Regions from separate parts of the Homo sapiens genome. Here region 2 is linked to region 1. A link is a contact called in ENCODE Hi-C or POLR2A ChIA-PET data. All regions are on one chromosome and are shown on one strand. Each heading gives the region's core, a stretch centred on a gene start or an enhancer-like site at or near the end of the contact. The rest is flanking DNA. Distances are from core to core; before and after follow the strand shown. Region 1 has its middle 19 kb from the start of ACBD3-AS1. Region 2 overlaps ACBD3 (acyl-CoA binding domain containing 3).

Evidence for each region. Hi-C counts contacts between places; a loop is a spot of excess contacts on that map. ChIA-PET counts read pairs that join two places held with the same protein, here RNA polymerase II (POLR2A). Pooled maps may share reads with other maps.
Region 2: a loop to region 1 is called in a map of OCI-LY7, with 5 times the contacts of the local background. The contact joins two enhancer-like sites. A Hi-C loop is called at or near these places in 6 of 168 maps with a recorded cell type or tissue (B cell, Caco-2, GM12878 and 3 more), 12 of 37 single-sample maps with no recorded cell type and 11 of 50 pooled maps. POLR2A ChIA-PET finds 5 or more read pairs at or near these places in 21 of 52 experiments (A549, B cell, BJ and 16 more).

What each region holds. Positions count from the first base shown.
Region 1 is chr1:226,125,085-226,132,496 of GRCh38, reverse strand. It overlaps the pseudogene LOC112268255. Among named protein-coding and RNA genes, the nearest start is that of ACBD3-AS1, 19 kb to the left of the region's middle. RefSeq lists an enhancer at 6,995-7,289. Within about 2 kb of position 4,781, at least 20 of the 41 ENCODE cell types and tissues checked have a DNase peak (open chromatin) inside an H3K27ac peak, as active enhancers do.
Region 2 is chr1:226,161,172-226,168,374 of GRCh38, reverse strand. ACBD3 (acyl-CoA binding domain containing 3) reads left to right here. Exons shown (of 8, transcript NM_022735.4): 2 at 2,375-2,516; 3 at 3,446-3,586; 4 at 6,686-6,844. Among named protein-coding and RNA genes, the nearest start is that of ACBD3-AS1, 17 kb to the right of the region's middle. RefSeq lists an enhancer at 4,353-4,522. Within about 2 kb of position 5,279, at least 2 of the 41 ENCODE cell types and tissues checked have a DNase peak (open chromatin) inside an H3K27ac peak, as active enhancers do.

The DNA of each region.
Region 1 (7,412 bases), core at 3,532-6,031:
CCACCCACCTTGGCCTCCCAAAGTGCTGGGATTACAGGCGTGAGCCACCACGCCCAGCCCTCTTTCTGGGTTTCTAAGCTTCACTGCATGAGGATACGTTGGGAGTAGGGGCCAAGCAGTCCCTGCAAAGTGAGGGCAGGTGGTCAGCCAGGCCAGTGAAGGGAGACTGAAGGGAGCTGTCAATGCGGGGTGACGGGGCAGGGGGCTATTGTCTTATGTTCATTTCCACCCTCTGGAATAATCACAGAGGCGCACATTGAGCATTTACTTCCTACCAACTGCAGTGCTAAGTGCTTTCAACACGCTTTCACTTTTAATCCCCTTTTTACAGAGCGGGACACTGAGCCTTAAAGAGGTCAAGCCATTTACCCAATATAGATTATAGAGAGCAAATAATTGGCAGACCTGAGAGTCAATTTCAGGGCTGTCTGGCTCCAGATCTCCAACTGAAATTAAGATGAAGGTTTCCAGAGTCAAACTGCCTGAGGTCAAATCCTGACTCCATAACTCACTCTGAAAACTTGGGCAAGTGACTTAGCTCTCTAAACTTCTGTTTCCTCATCTGTGAAATGGTGTTGATAACAGAACCTATCTCAAAAGTTGTTCTGAAGAGTGGAGAGTGAATGCATGGAAGGTGCCGGGCAGAGGACCTGATGATAAGCATTCGACAGGCGTGGTCGTCACGATGCATGATGGTGATCATGGTCATCATGGCCCTGGAACTGGCCTGCTGAGGTTTAGCTGCAAGAAAACTGAGCTAGGTGGACCCCTCCACTCAGCACCCTTCTTATCCTGCTACACAGGGCCCACAGCTGAACCCCTAGGTCTGAGGCACTACTGGATTTGCCTTTTTTTTTTTTTTTTTGAGACAGAGTCTTGCGCTGCCACCCAGGCTGGAGTGCAGTGGCGCAATCTCAGCTCACTGCAACCTCCGCCTCCTGGGTTCAAGCGATTCTCCTGCCTCAGCCTCCCGAGTAGGTGGGACTACAGGCATGTGCCGCCATGCCCGGCTAATTTTTGTATTTTTAGAAGAGACCGGGATTTCACCATGTTGCCCAGGCTGGTCTGGAACTCCTGACCTCAGGTGATCCACCTCCCTTGGCCTCCCAAAGTGCTGGGATTACAGACATGAGCCACCGCACCTGGCCCCGGGTTTGCCTTCTTACTGGAGCCAGGAGAACACGTGTGCATTCTTCTCCATGTCCAGTCACCTCTTAAGGGAGTAAGTCTTCAGTCCTGGGACCATGACCTCCCAAACTCCTGGTGGGTTCCTATACCTGCTTTCAGGACCAGCATCACTGATTTTTCCTATTGGTCAGGCTCCAATACAGCTCAACATGGTACTGTTATTGAGACCATCTTTAAGTAAAGTTTCAATATTTTTTCATCATAGATTTGTTTTCATTTTCATTTTTAAAATATTGCATTATCTATCTTGATTACTGACTTTTTTGGCATCCTGTTACATTTTGTGCCTGAGGCAAGTGCCTCACTCACCTCACCCTGGTCCCAGCCCTGCTGCATAGCGCTGCTTGAGTGTCCTCACAATATGGCAGCTGGCTTCCCCCACAGCCAGTGGTCCAAGAAAGCCAGGAAGCAGCGGCAACGTCTTTTATGGTCTAGCCTTGGAAGACACACTCTGTCACTTCTGCAATATCCTATTCATTACACAGGTCATCCCTGCTCAATGTAGGAGGCACTACATAGGAATGTGAATACCAGGAGACAAGAATTATGGGGTCACCTTAGAGACTAGCTACCACACCGAGTCTCCAGCCCAGACTCTTAGTGGTAGAGAGCAGCCTCCACAGAAGGAAACCAATAATCTGGTAAGGGAGTTTAGGGGCAGTGGGGAAATGTTGGTCACAGGATACAAAGTTTCAGTTAGAAGGAACAAGTTCTGGAGATGGAATGGATATGTTAACTATCTTGATTTAGTCATTCCACAGTGTATACATATATCAAAACATCATGTTGTACACTATAAATATATACAAGTTTTATGTGTTAATTTTTTTTTTTTTTTTGAGACGGAGTCTCACTCTGTTGCCCAGGCCAGAGTGCAGTGGCAAGATCTTGGCTCATTGCTACCTCCACCTCCCAGGCTTATGCAATTCTCCTGCCTCAGCCCCCCGAGTAGCTGGGAATACAGCCGCGTGCTACCACGCCCAGCTAATTTTTGTATTTTTAGTAGAGACAGGGTTTCCCTATGTTGGCCAGGCTGATCTTGAACTCCTGACCTCATGATCCACCCACCTCGGCCTCCCAAAGTGCTGGGATTACAGGTGTGAGCCACTGTGCCTGGCCAACTGTTTTTAAAAAACAATAAAACTGGTGAGGCTTTACCCCTTCTCCACCACCCTTCCCTGCCTTAGACCCTGAGTGGTACTGACCCAGAGCTGGCCCATGTGGGGCCCACTCACCTGATCACAGTTCACTGGTCCAGGAAGAAGCACCTAACCCAATTGGCTGTCTCCCAGGGTTTTTAAATTTGGCAGCGAGTGAGTTCCTCTGGTGGAAGATGGACCCTGTGGGTGATTGTTCCCAGCTGGGTGGGGAAATTAGCCTGGAGAGACCGGAGAACCCAGGCCTCAGTTCCCATTGTGCATGAAGCCGAGTGACATCTCTGTACTGCTTTTTAGTCCATTTCCTGCTGCCATACAGAATTCCACAGAGTGGGCCAGACACGGTGGCTCACGCACTTTGGGAGGCTGAGGTTGGCAGATCACTTAAGCCCAGGAGTTGGAGACCAGCCTGGGCAACGTGGTGAAACCCCGTCTCTACTAAAAATACAAAAATTAGCAGAGCATGGTGGCGCACACCTGTGATCCCAGCTACTTGGGAGGCTGAGGCAGGAGAATTGCTTGAACCCAGGAGGCGGAGGTTGCAGTGAGCGGAGATTGCACCACTGCACTCCAGTCTGGGTGACTGACAGAGCAAGATTCCATCTCAAATAATAATAGTAATAATAGTATAAAAAATTTTAAAAAGAATTCCACAGACTGGGTGGAAAAGAAATTGATTTCCCACAGTCCTGGAGGCTGGAAAGTCCAAGAGCATGGCACCAGCATCTTGTGAGGGCCCCACCATGGCAGAAGGATGGAAGGCAGAGGTAAGCATGTGAGACATGAGAGGGAAGTGGTCCAGAATCATCCTTTTTATCAAGAACCCACTCCAGAGATGATGGCATGGATCCATTCCTGAGGGCAGAGCCCTCATAACCTAATTACCTTGCAAAGGCCCCACCTGCCAATGCCACCATCACAACGGCAATTACATTTCAACATGAACATTGCTGGGGACATTTGAACCATAGCACTCTGTTTTGTCCATGGTCTGGGCTTAGAACCAATAAATTACCCCTTCCTCCCAAGCCTTCTTGAGTTGGGTGATGAAGTTCTGTCACCTCATCATCTCTTCCTGGGTGGCCTTCTGTGGAAGATGATGCTATCGGCAGTGTTTCTCAGCATGCAGCCAGTGCTATCGGCATCCACATCACCCAGGGCTCTTGAAAATATCAGTGCCTGGGCCCCCCCTCCAACCTGCTGAATCAGATTCTCTAGGGTGGGCCCCAGGCTTCTGCAATTTCAACATTGGAATTTGGGCAGGACTATGACACAGTGACTCACTGCCCCTCTCCAGCTGTCCTGTGTGTCCTGCAGTTCATGCTGCTTAGTGTTGACAGTGTCTGAGAAACCCAAAGTGTTGTAGCCCTGGGAGGTGGTATGTGGGCTCATAGCTTTGGGGAACCAAGTGGAGTTAAGAGCTGTGATAAAAGCACTGTGGGCGTTCCAGGCTGGGGTGGGGGCTGGAATCTGAGGAATGGAGGAGTATCTAGGAAAGTGGCTGGAAGCGGACAACATTGTGCTGGCTGCAGCTCATTCTTAGTGGGCAGGTCTTAGCAAGTCGTGTCATTCACAGCCCAGTTAAAAGATGTACTGGGCCGGGCACGGTGGCTCATGCCTGTAATCCCAGCACTTTGGAAGGCAGAGGTGGGCGGATCACCTGAGGTAAGGAGTTCGAGACCAGCCTGGCCAACATGGTGAAACCCCCATCTCTACTAAAAATACAAAATTTAGCCAACCGTGGTGGCAGGCACCTGTGATCCCAGCTACTCAGGAGGCTGAGGCAGGAGCATCGCTGGAACCCGGGAGGCGGAGGTTGCAGTGAGCCGAGATTGCGCCACTGCACCCCACCCTGGGCAACAGAGCGAGGATTCATCTCAGAAAATAAAACAAAAAGTTGAACCAAGATTGCAAAGTTCCCTTCCAGCTCCAAAACTCAAGCCAGGGGCCCTGTGAGACTTTCCCGGAAGTCTGGGCCCTGAGGTTGCTGAGGGCGCTTCCATGCAGGTGCCGCTTCCATCCAGGAACTGAGCTCTGCCCTTCCGTTTGTTTGTTCACTTCACTCCTCCCCTAGAGGCTGAAGTTGCTTCTGGGAAGGAGGCTGGGCACTTCTGGGCTGAGCCTTGTTTCCATAGCACCCAGCCACCCTGCCAGGAAGACACAGGTTTCTCCTGGTTGACTGTGAGAGGACTTTGACCCGCGCTCCGTTTCCTGCTGGGCCAGACTTAGGAGGAGGTACCGGGGCAAGCAGCACAGTGGGACTTGCAGGTCCCGGACCCAGCCCTTCATTCAGACCAGTTGTTCTGGAAGTTTGGGCCCCAACCAAGAGCAACAGCAGCAGTATCAGGAAACTTGTTAGAAATGCAAATTACCGGACCCCACCCTGGACCTACTAAATTAGAAACTCTAGGGTGGGGCCAGCCATCTGTGTTTTTGTAAGTCCCCAGGTGTCTCTCATGCACACCAAAGTTTCAGAAACACTTTATGCATTGTGTGCATGTGTGTGTGTGTGTGTTTTCTTTTTTTTCTTTTTTTTTTTTTTGCAGGATTTGACAGAGTCTTTATCTGGCTTCTGTTACATCTTATTCTGACTCAGGTTTACGGACACAATGCTGGAAAACCAGTTCCTGCTCTACCCACGCCTCAACTTGTTAAGAAGAAACAGTATCTAACACCGAGGCACGTCACATCTTCGCCATTCCCACTTCCTTTCTGCCCTAGGCATTCAATGTATGCCACCGGGGGCCATCAGGACTAGGGCTCTGCAACCACGGCAGCAGACAGGTGTGAAGCTCAGAGTCCCTCCTAACAGCCTCCCTCCAGCGTCTTCTTGGCCGCGGCGGCGAAGCAGCTCCGCAGGGCCTCGAACTCCCGCGCGCAGAAGTCCTTACTCGGCCCCGCAGGCGGCCAGCCGCTCGGGGAAGGCGCGGAGGCAGCTTCGCATGCGGCCCCACACCGCTCCGTCAGCCGACATGAGCGGCTATTCCCAGCGCCCCTCATGTGTGTGTTTTCAAAATGAGGTTTTGCTCTGTCACTGAGGCTGGAGTGCAGAGGTGCCATCATAGCCCATTGCAACCTCCACCTCCTGGCCTTAAGCAGTCCTCCTGCCTCAGCCTCCCAAGTAGCTGGGACTACAAGTGTGTGCTTGTTTTTTCTTTTGTAGAGATAGGGTCTTGCTATGTTGTCCAGGCTGGTCTTGAAGCCCTGGGCTCAAGCAATCCTTCCACCTTGGCCTCCCAAAGCACTGAGATTATAAGCATGAGCCTCCATACCCAGCCCAAGAACCCCCACTTTATTGTGTGATCAATTGTTCCAGTTTGCCCAGGACTCTCAGTTTTAGCACTGGGACTCTCTCTTTTTTTTTTAGACGGATTCTTGCTCTGTCGCCCAGGCTGGAGTGCAGTGGCGCGATCTCAGCTCACTGCAACCTCCACCTCCCAGGTTCATGCCATTCTTCTGCCTCAGCCTCCCGAGCAGCTGGGACTACAGGTGCCCGCCACCACGCCCAGCTAATTTTTTGTATTTTTAGTAGAGACGGGGTTTCACTGTGTTAGCCAGGATGGTCTCGATCTCGTGACCTCGTGACCCACCCGCCTTGGCCTCCCAAAGTCCTGGGATTACAGGCATAAGCCACCGTGCCCGGCTTTTTTTTTTTCTTTTTTCTTTTTTTTTTTTTTTTTGAGACAATCTCGCTCTGTCATCCAGGCTGGAGTAAAGTGGCACAATCTTGGCTCACTGCGACCTCTGTCTCCCGTGGTTCAAGCAATCCTCCTACCTCAGCCTCCCAGGTAGCTGGGACTACAGGTGTGTGCCACCATGTCCAGCTAATTTTTGTATTTTTTTGTAAAGACAGGGTTTCACCATGTTGCCCAGGCTGGTCTTGAACTCCTGAGCTCAAGCAATTCACCCACCTCAATCTTCCAAAATGCTGGGAGTACAGGCATAAGCCACCGCTCTCACCCATTCATTCAGTTTTTCAAAATCAGATCTGAGCTCCAGTCCTGGGAGCCTGGGGCAGCTTCTGATGCTAGGAGAGGCACAGGCCTGGCTACCACCATGGGTAGCAGAGGAGTGGGGTCAGCTCTGAACTTAGGAGAGTGATAGGAGGGAGAGGAGGCTGGGAGAGTAACAGGAGGGAAGGAGGGAAATTCTGCTGCCGCCGCCGCCGCCGCCGCCGCCGCTGCTGCTTTGAAGCTTTCCTGGGTAAATGGTGACAAGGACCACAAACCTCCTTACCTGGGCGAGAGCTTTGGGAGGTTTCAAAGCACCTTCACTTACATCACCCTACTGGATTCCAAATTACTCCTTAGAGCAGTGCCCATAAGAAATACTGCATTTGTCCAGTTTCTATTTCCTCTGCCTGAGCTTGAGCTGCTTTGGTGGCAGGGACCATCCCAGTGTCCCCATCAAACCTTCAGTGCCCAGTAGACAGAACCCTTGCCCAATCTTCCCGTCCAAATCCTGCATCTTCTGCAGGAGCTAGTTCCTCTGCAGGTCCTGGCAATATGGAGCACAGGGTCCATAGTTTTCCTCCCACCTATGGATTTCCTCTGGGCCATCACAGCCTGTTCCACAGACTGAATTTCAGCTCCCTGTCTTGGCCAGGGCACATCCTGTCTAATCACTCATGTTCACCCAGCTTTGCACCCTCTTCAGCCTCCCCACGTTTAAGCGAGGCAGCTGGCGGTGCAGGAAGAATATTCATCCATCTCCTAGGAGCTCAGGAGTCAGACCCTGGGCCCAGACTCCTGCAGCAAGTCGGGGCTTCTGTCACAAGCGCCTCACCTTACTGGCTTTGGCGCCATCTAGTGGACGCATCTGGGTCTGCGGGGACCGCAGCCCTTCCTGTGACCCAGAAGCAAAACCAGCAATTTACCTGGCCGTACATTATTTTTGAGTCCCGAATCCCAAGAGTCCACTCCCAACCCAGCTCAGCATGTATTGTCCACTGCCTGCTTAGTGCCGGACCAACACACCTTCACCTCACATCAACAGGGACTCAAACAGAGCCTCTTCCCCTCAAATCCCAGCCCCATACTCAACTGTGTGCACAAAAGCAGGCATTCG
Region 2 (7,203 bases), core at 4,030-6,529, 35 kb before region 1:
ACTGGATCATAGGGCATACACATTTATAGTTTTGAAATACAGGAGTCTCTCCTTGTCCATGGTTTTGCTTTCCCTTCTTTCAGATACCCGGGGTTAATCAAGGTCTGAAAATAGGTGAGTAGAATACATTCAGATATTTTGAGAGAGACAGAGATCCCACATTCACATAACTTGTTGTTGTATATTGTTATATAATTACAATATACAAATATAATACAGTATTTTATTGTTAATCTCTTATTGTATCTAATTTATAAATTACAGGTATGTACATTTAGGAAAAACATAATATATGTAGGGTTCAATATTATCTGCAGTCTTAAACATCCACTGGGGGATAAGATAAGGACTATTGTGTATTGCCAAATTGACCTTCAAGGTAACTATAACAGTTTATACTTTCAGCATTCATATATGAGAATGGGTACCTGTTTGTAGGATCTTAATAACTTTAGATGTTATCTAACTTTTTTGTTTATCTGATGGGAGGTGGGGGTCTTGGTATCTAATGCTTTTAATTTATATTTCTTGACTAGTGGGGTTGAATATCTTTTTGGATGTTTATTGGCAGCTTCTATATTTTTTCTTCTCTGAGTTTCCTGCTGTTCTTTAACCCATATTCTTCTCACTTATTAGTGATTTTATTTCACCACTATATACATGAATGAGACATATAAGTAGCATATGCTACTTTCAAGTGCCCTCCCCGTTTTCTTTAAATTTGGTAGTCTGTTGTCATTGGAATCAACCAGTAGTTAGTGCTACCATTTATCAAAGAAGTGGAACTGTTCTCTGAATATTTCCCATTTTACCAGAACCCAATTTCATACGGCTTTTAAATGTTGGTAGCAGTTAGTCTTTATTGGTCAAACTGGTCGCACTCTTAATTGCCTATATGGAAACCTACCAGAGCCAATCAGGTGAAGGAAAGAAAAGCATTAATAAGTTAGTAATAATAATAATCCTATTACCTCTGAAGTAGCAACCTCTGAAGGGTAACCCTTTCTTTATTGATGAATAAACTGAGAGGTTAAATAGTCACATAGCTAGGAAGTGTCTCAGCTGAGATTTAAACCCAGGCCATCCAATTCCAAAGCCTTTTCCACCACATTATACTACCTTAGTGGGATGGATACATTTTTGAATACAGCCTTTCAAAGTGTACATAATCTTCTATGCATGATCATGTTAAAAGGGACTAATGTAAAATTATTTTAAGTTTTTCTTTTCTCTTTTGGCTAAAAATTATTTTTAAAAGCTATTTTAAAAACCGATTGTTGGGCTGGGCATGGTGGCTCACACCTGTAATCCCAGCACTTTGGGAGGCTGAGGCAGGAGGATTGCTTGAACCCAGGGTTCAAGACCAGTCTGGGCAACATTGTAAGACATCGTCTCTGCAAAAAGTAAAAAATTAACCAGATGTGGTGGCACATGCCTGTAGTCCCAGCTTCTCGGGAGGCTGAGGCAGAAGGATTGCTTAAGCCTGGGAGGTCAAGGCTGTAGCCTGACTGCAGCTTGACAGATGGGTTTTTCTGTAGTAGCTTTAGCATAAGTATTGATAGTTGGCTTATTTTTACAACCTAATTCAGGGTAGGCATGGTGGTCCACACTTGTAATGCCAGCACTTTGGGATACTGAGACGGGAGAATCACTTGAGCTCAGGAGTCCGAGACCAGCCTGGGCAACATAGTGAGACCTTGTCTCTACAAAAATAAAAACATTTTCCACGTATGATGGCGCATACTCCTGTAGTCCCAGGTAGTTGGGTGACTGAGGTGGGAGGATCACTTAAGCTCAGCAGGTTGAGGCTGCAGTGAGCTGTGATTGTGCCACTGCATTCCAGCCTGGGCAATAGAGCGAGACCTTGTCTCAAAAAAAAAAAAAAAAAAATCAGCATACCGGATTTCCGTCTTAGGTTCTGTTATTAATAAAATGTAGTAATTGGGCTGGGCATGCTGGCTCAAATCCCAGCAGTTTTGAAAAGGAGGCCAAGACGAGAGGCTTGCTTGAGCCCAAAAGTTCGAGACCAGCCTGGGCAGCCCTGTCTCTGCCAAAAGACAGGTTTGGTGGCACGCACGTGTAGTCCAGCTACTTGGGGGGCTGAGGTGGGAGGGTCATTTGAGTCCCGGAGGTCAAGGCTTCAGTGAGCCTTCATCACACCATTGCACTCCAGCCTGGGCAACAGAGTGAGACTCTGTCTAAAAATAAAAAAATTTTTTAAAAGTAGTAATTGAAATAAAAATTTCACTATTAGTGTTTGTGTCTATTACAGGCAGTTTGTGACATGCTTTGTAGCAAAGCTTTAGTATATAATGCTGAAAATTATGTATTTTGCCTGTGCTAATTGTTTTCTTTGTGTTTCTTTTTCTTATAGAAAAAGATGGCAAAGCATTTCATCCAACTTATGAAGAAAAATTGAAGCTTGTGGCACTGCATAAGCAAGTTCTTATGGGCCCATATAATCCAGACACTTGTCCTGAGGTTGGATTCTTTGATGTGTTGGGGAATGACAGGAGGTAACAGTGTTTTTCTGTATAGTGAATTTAATGAGGATAATGTTGGCAAAGGGTACAATGTGTATTGGTTAAGGTGTAAGTAGCTGGTTCATTAGCTTAGGATAAGAACTGAACATTTTTGCTTGCAGCTTCTGGAGTCTTCAGATATTTATCTGTTTTTAGCTTAGAGATGTTTATGGTTAAATATTGTGGAAGAACTGTATTCATCTGCTTATGAACATAAGACAAGTAGAGCTTCATTTGATTCTTCCCAAATAATATTAAAAGTAGCCATTTAAAATATATAGTAATTGATTCCCTTATTGAGGCATAAAAAAAATTGTGACAAAAAAAGAATACATTGAGTATTTTTGTTTAATTAAGGCTCAAATATTATATAAGAAAAATAGGCCAGGTGCGGCAGTTCATGCCTGTAATCCCGGCACTTTGGGAGGCCGAGGTGGGTAGATCATTTGAGGTCAGGAGTTCAAGACCAGCCTGGCCAACATAGTAAAACCCCATCTCTACTAAAAATTAAAAAATTAGCCGGCGGTAGTGGCACATGCCTGTAATCCTACCTACTCGGGAGGCTGAAGCAGGAGAATCGCTTGAGCCTGGGAGGCAGAGGTTCTGCTGAGCCAAGATCGCACCAGTGCACTCCAGTCTGGGCAACAGAGTGAGATCCTATCTCAAAAAAAAAAAGAAAAAAGAAAAATTGATACTCTTTTGCTATATGGGAATCATCAGCAATGCAGTTGTTTGGATTGTATGTGGCGTATCTAATTTAGTAAATCAATACATACTTGTTAAAACTTGAAGTTTTGAGCCTTTTGCTCCCAATAGAATCATTCATTTTACTTACAATTGAGAATTATTCATATTTAGGTTTAAATTTAAAAGTTCTCATTCTACTAAGAAGGGGAGGTAACTTTTCTTGTTATTCCTTACAGGAGAGAATGGGCAGCCCTGGGAAACATGTCTAAAGAGGATGCCATGGTGGAGTTTGTCAAGCTCTTAAATAGGTGTTGCCATCTCTTTTCAACATATGTTGCGTCCCACAAAATAGAGAAGGAAGAGCAAGAAAAAAAAAGGTGAAGTTTGAGGGCATGGAATACTTTATTGCTGCGCAGCCCAGTGTACTGATGCTTTTGTTTTGTAGAGTGTCTGTTCTAGTTCTAGATCAGGTGTCTTGCTTTCCTTGGATCCCCATTTCTTGTGGCAATTGTTCAAACTTCCTGATGTGAACAGGTACTTGTATTATAAGTTTTGGGGGGAGGGAGGACTGCTTCCTACTGGCCGTGCCTTTAAAAGGAACCTCCCATCCATCATGGCAGCCTTCCTTTTGTTTTATTACACTAAGTTTCTGAATAAGCCCCACCATAAACTCAACCACTCCCTCCTCCCTATCCTCTGGTCTGACATACCCTTTGTTGCAGTCTCCCTCGAGCTTCTAGAATCCTCATGCTCCATTTCATGGTTTGCAACTATGCTACCTTATATAGACATTCATGTTGGCTTTGGCTTCCAGCTGGCTTATTGATTATTTTCAAGTTTTGGAGGAGGAGCTACTGAATGTGCTGTTTATGCTTATGGGATTCTCTGTTGTAGTTGTGAATTAGAATTATAGTTACACCTTATTTTTCTAGTGGCTATATTTTCATCAATTTTGACTATCTAAAATTTTAGGTGATGAAAATGATGCTACAAAACCAATTTTTCTTCAGGTTATGTTATACTTTTTTTTTTTTTTTTTTTTTTTTTTTAAGATGGAGTCTTGCTCTGTTGCTATTGCTCAGGCCGGAGTGCAGTGACACAATCCTCTGCCTCCTGGGTTCAAGCAGTTCTCCTGCCTCAGCCTCCCGAGTAGCTGGGAGAGGGATTACAGGTGCCTGCCACCAACCCAGCTAATTTTTGTGTTTTTAGTAGAGATGAGGTTTTACTATGTTGGCCAGGCTGGTCTCAAACTCCTGACCTCAGGTGATCCACCCGCCTGGTCCTCCCAAAGTGCTGGGATTACAGGCATGAGCCACCTTGCCCAGCCGATGTTATTCTTTAAAAACAATTGATTCTCTGGTTTCCTACCTTAACCTGGATTAGAAATAACAGATTAGAAGAGAAAATAGCTTGATAATTAGGGACATAATAGAAAGCATGAAAAATAGACACGAGAATTATAAAAGCATGGCAGTCAGGGGTCATTTAATATGAAGGTAAACTTCTCCATTACAATAGTATGATGTACAATTTTTATGTTTACAGCTGTAACCCCTGAGTTATCAAGAGATGGAACATTAGATATGATTTATTCCTATTTAAGATAATAGGAAATTGCTTGATTACATTTTCAGAAGATATTTATCCAAAGAAATTTTTTTTTTTAATCTAAAGGAAAGGTTTTGATTCTTATGAGAAAAGAATGAGATTTCTTTAACTGGAAAATTGATTTATGTCCTACAGTCCATTGTGTAGTGATGTTGGATCAATCAGGTATCGCTAGGGTGTCTGTAGAAGTATCTATATATTGCTTTTTAAGTTCTTATTTTAATGATATATATGCATATTTCTCTTAAGCATTGTCAAAAGTTACTACTCAACATATAGAGCTGCGTTTTCGTTTTAAAAATATACTTTTGTCATGGGATAAAGTCCACATAGAATTATTTTAAAGTGTTTAAGAGTAGACTTCATCTATCCTGAAGCTTAAGCTCTGGCTTGTGAACCTTCTTGCTCTGTACCAGCTGTGACACATTAAAAGTAGGTCATGGCCGGGTGCAGTGGCTCACGCCTGTGGTGGCTCACATCTGTAATCTCAGCACTTGGGGAGAACGAGGCGGGCAGATCACTTGAGTCCAAGAGTTCAGGACCAGCCTGGGCAACGTGGCAAAACCCCATCTCTACAAAAAAAAAATACAAAAATTAGCCGGATGTGGTTACAGGTCCCTGTAATTCCAGCTACTCAGGAGGCTAAGGTGGGAGGATCATTTGAGCCTGGGAGGCGGAGGTTGCAGTGAGCCAAGAATGTGCCACTGCACTCCAGTCTGGGTGACAGAGTGAGACCCTGTCTCAAAAAAAAAAAAAAAATAGGTCATGTTATTACAATATTTTGAGACTTGGCTGTGGCTCAGGTAGTTGTTAATCACTTATAGGAGTTAGAGGGGAGAAAGGTGAGGTAGCCCAGACAATTCTCGTGGTAGGTTTATGAAATAGTGTCTTATCTGATACTCCTTAGAAATCTTCCCTTTCATCCTGTCTGCAGGCTCCCTGAACACCATACCACTCTCAGACCCGGAAGATGTCCATTCCTAGCACAATAGGATCTGTTCTTTTTGGAAGGGTCTTGTGGGGTGGGTGAAAGCTGGGCAAGGGCTGCCCTGAGAGGTTAACCGTTCTTTTTTAAATTAAAAGCTTTACAAAAAATTTTAATTTCAGAAATAATACACAAATATATGCAATATAAAATTTTCATTTATGGCAGTATATGAAACACAAACTGAAAAAAATCTTTTTTCCCACATTTCTTTTAATTCCACTCTCCTCTGCATAGATAATAACTGATAAATTTAGGGTATGTCCTTCCAGATCTTTTCCTTTGTATTCACCTTTTTTTTTTTCATTAAGCAAGTGTATTACATGTCTTTACATATTAGGCAATGTATTTCTATCCTTTGGCTCTGCGATATTTCAGGGTGGATTTTTTACTTCTGTACACGTTTGTCGAGTGCTTGTTCTTTCCAGCACTGTGCTAAGCCCTGAGGATGTCGTGGTGTGAGATAGGCAGTCTCTTCCCCTATGGAGCATCTAGTTTAATGGGTAATGCAGATCTATTGCTGAATGTATCACACAAATTTAATTATAATGACAGCAGGTATTATGAAGGAAAAGCTTTTAGTGCTGTGAGCATATATTAGAGGGGATCCTTCAGGGTATAGGAATATCATAATGACTTAAGTAGTTTCTTATGATGGACACATTTCTGTTGCTGTGCAACAATAATTATTCTTGATGTGATTTGTATATTGTGCGATTGATTCCCTATAAGTTTCTGCTAGTAAAGTGTATGTATTTTAAATTTTGATGTATATATCCACATTGTTCTCTAAAAAGGTCATGTCAGTTTTCCCTGGGAGCTAAAGTTTTATTTTTAAACAGGATTCAACGTATAGGGTTCATTCTCTATCTTTGCCTTGTAGGAAGGAGGAAGAGGAGCGAAGGCGGCGTGAAGAGGAAGAAAGAGAACGTCTGCAAAAGGAGGAAGAGAAACGTAGGAGAGAAGAAGAGGAAAGGCTTCGACGGGAGGAAGAGGAAAGGAGACGGATAGAAGAAGAAAGGCTTCGGTTGGAGCAGCAAAAGTAAGTTTATTATGTGGCTTATGTTTTAAAATGAGAAATGGAAAAAAAATAGAATAAAAATAAGAAATGAGCGGGCCAGGTGTGGTGGTTCACGCCTGTAATCCCAGCACTTTGGGAGGCGGAGGCGGGCAGATCACCTGAGGTTGGGAGATCACCTGAGGTTGGGAGATGGAGACTATCCTGGCTAACACAGTGAAACCCTGTTTCTATTAAAAATACAAAAAATTAGCTGGGCGCAGTGGCATATGCCTGTAATCCCACCTACTCAGGAGGCTGAGGCAGGAGAATCTCTTGAACCCAGGAGGTGGAGGTTGCAGTGAGCCGAGATCGCGCCATTGCACTCCAGCCTGGGTAATGAG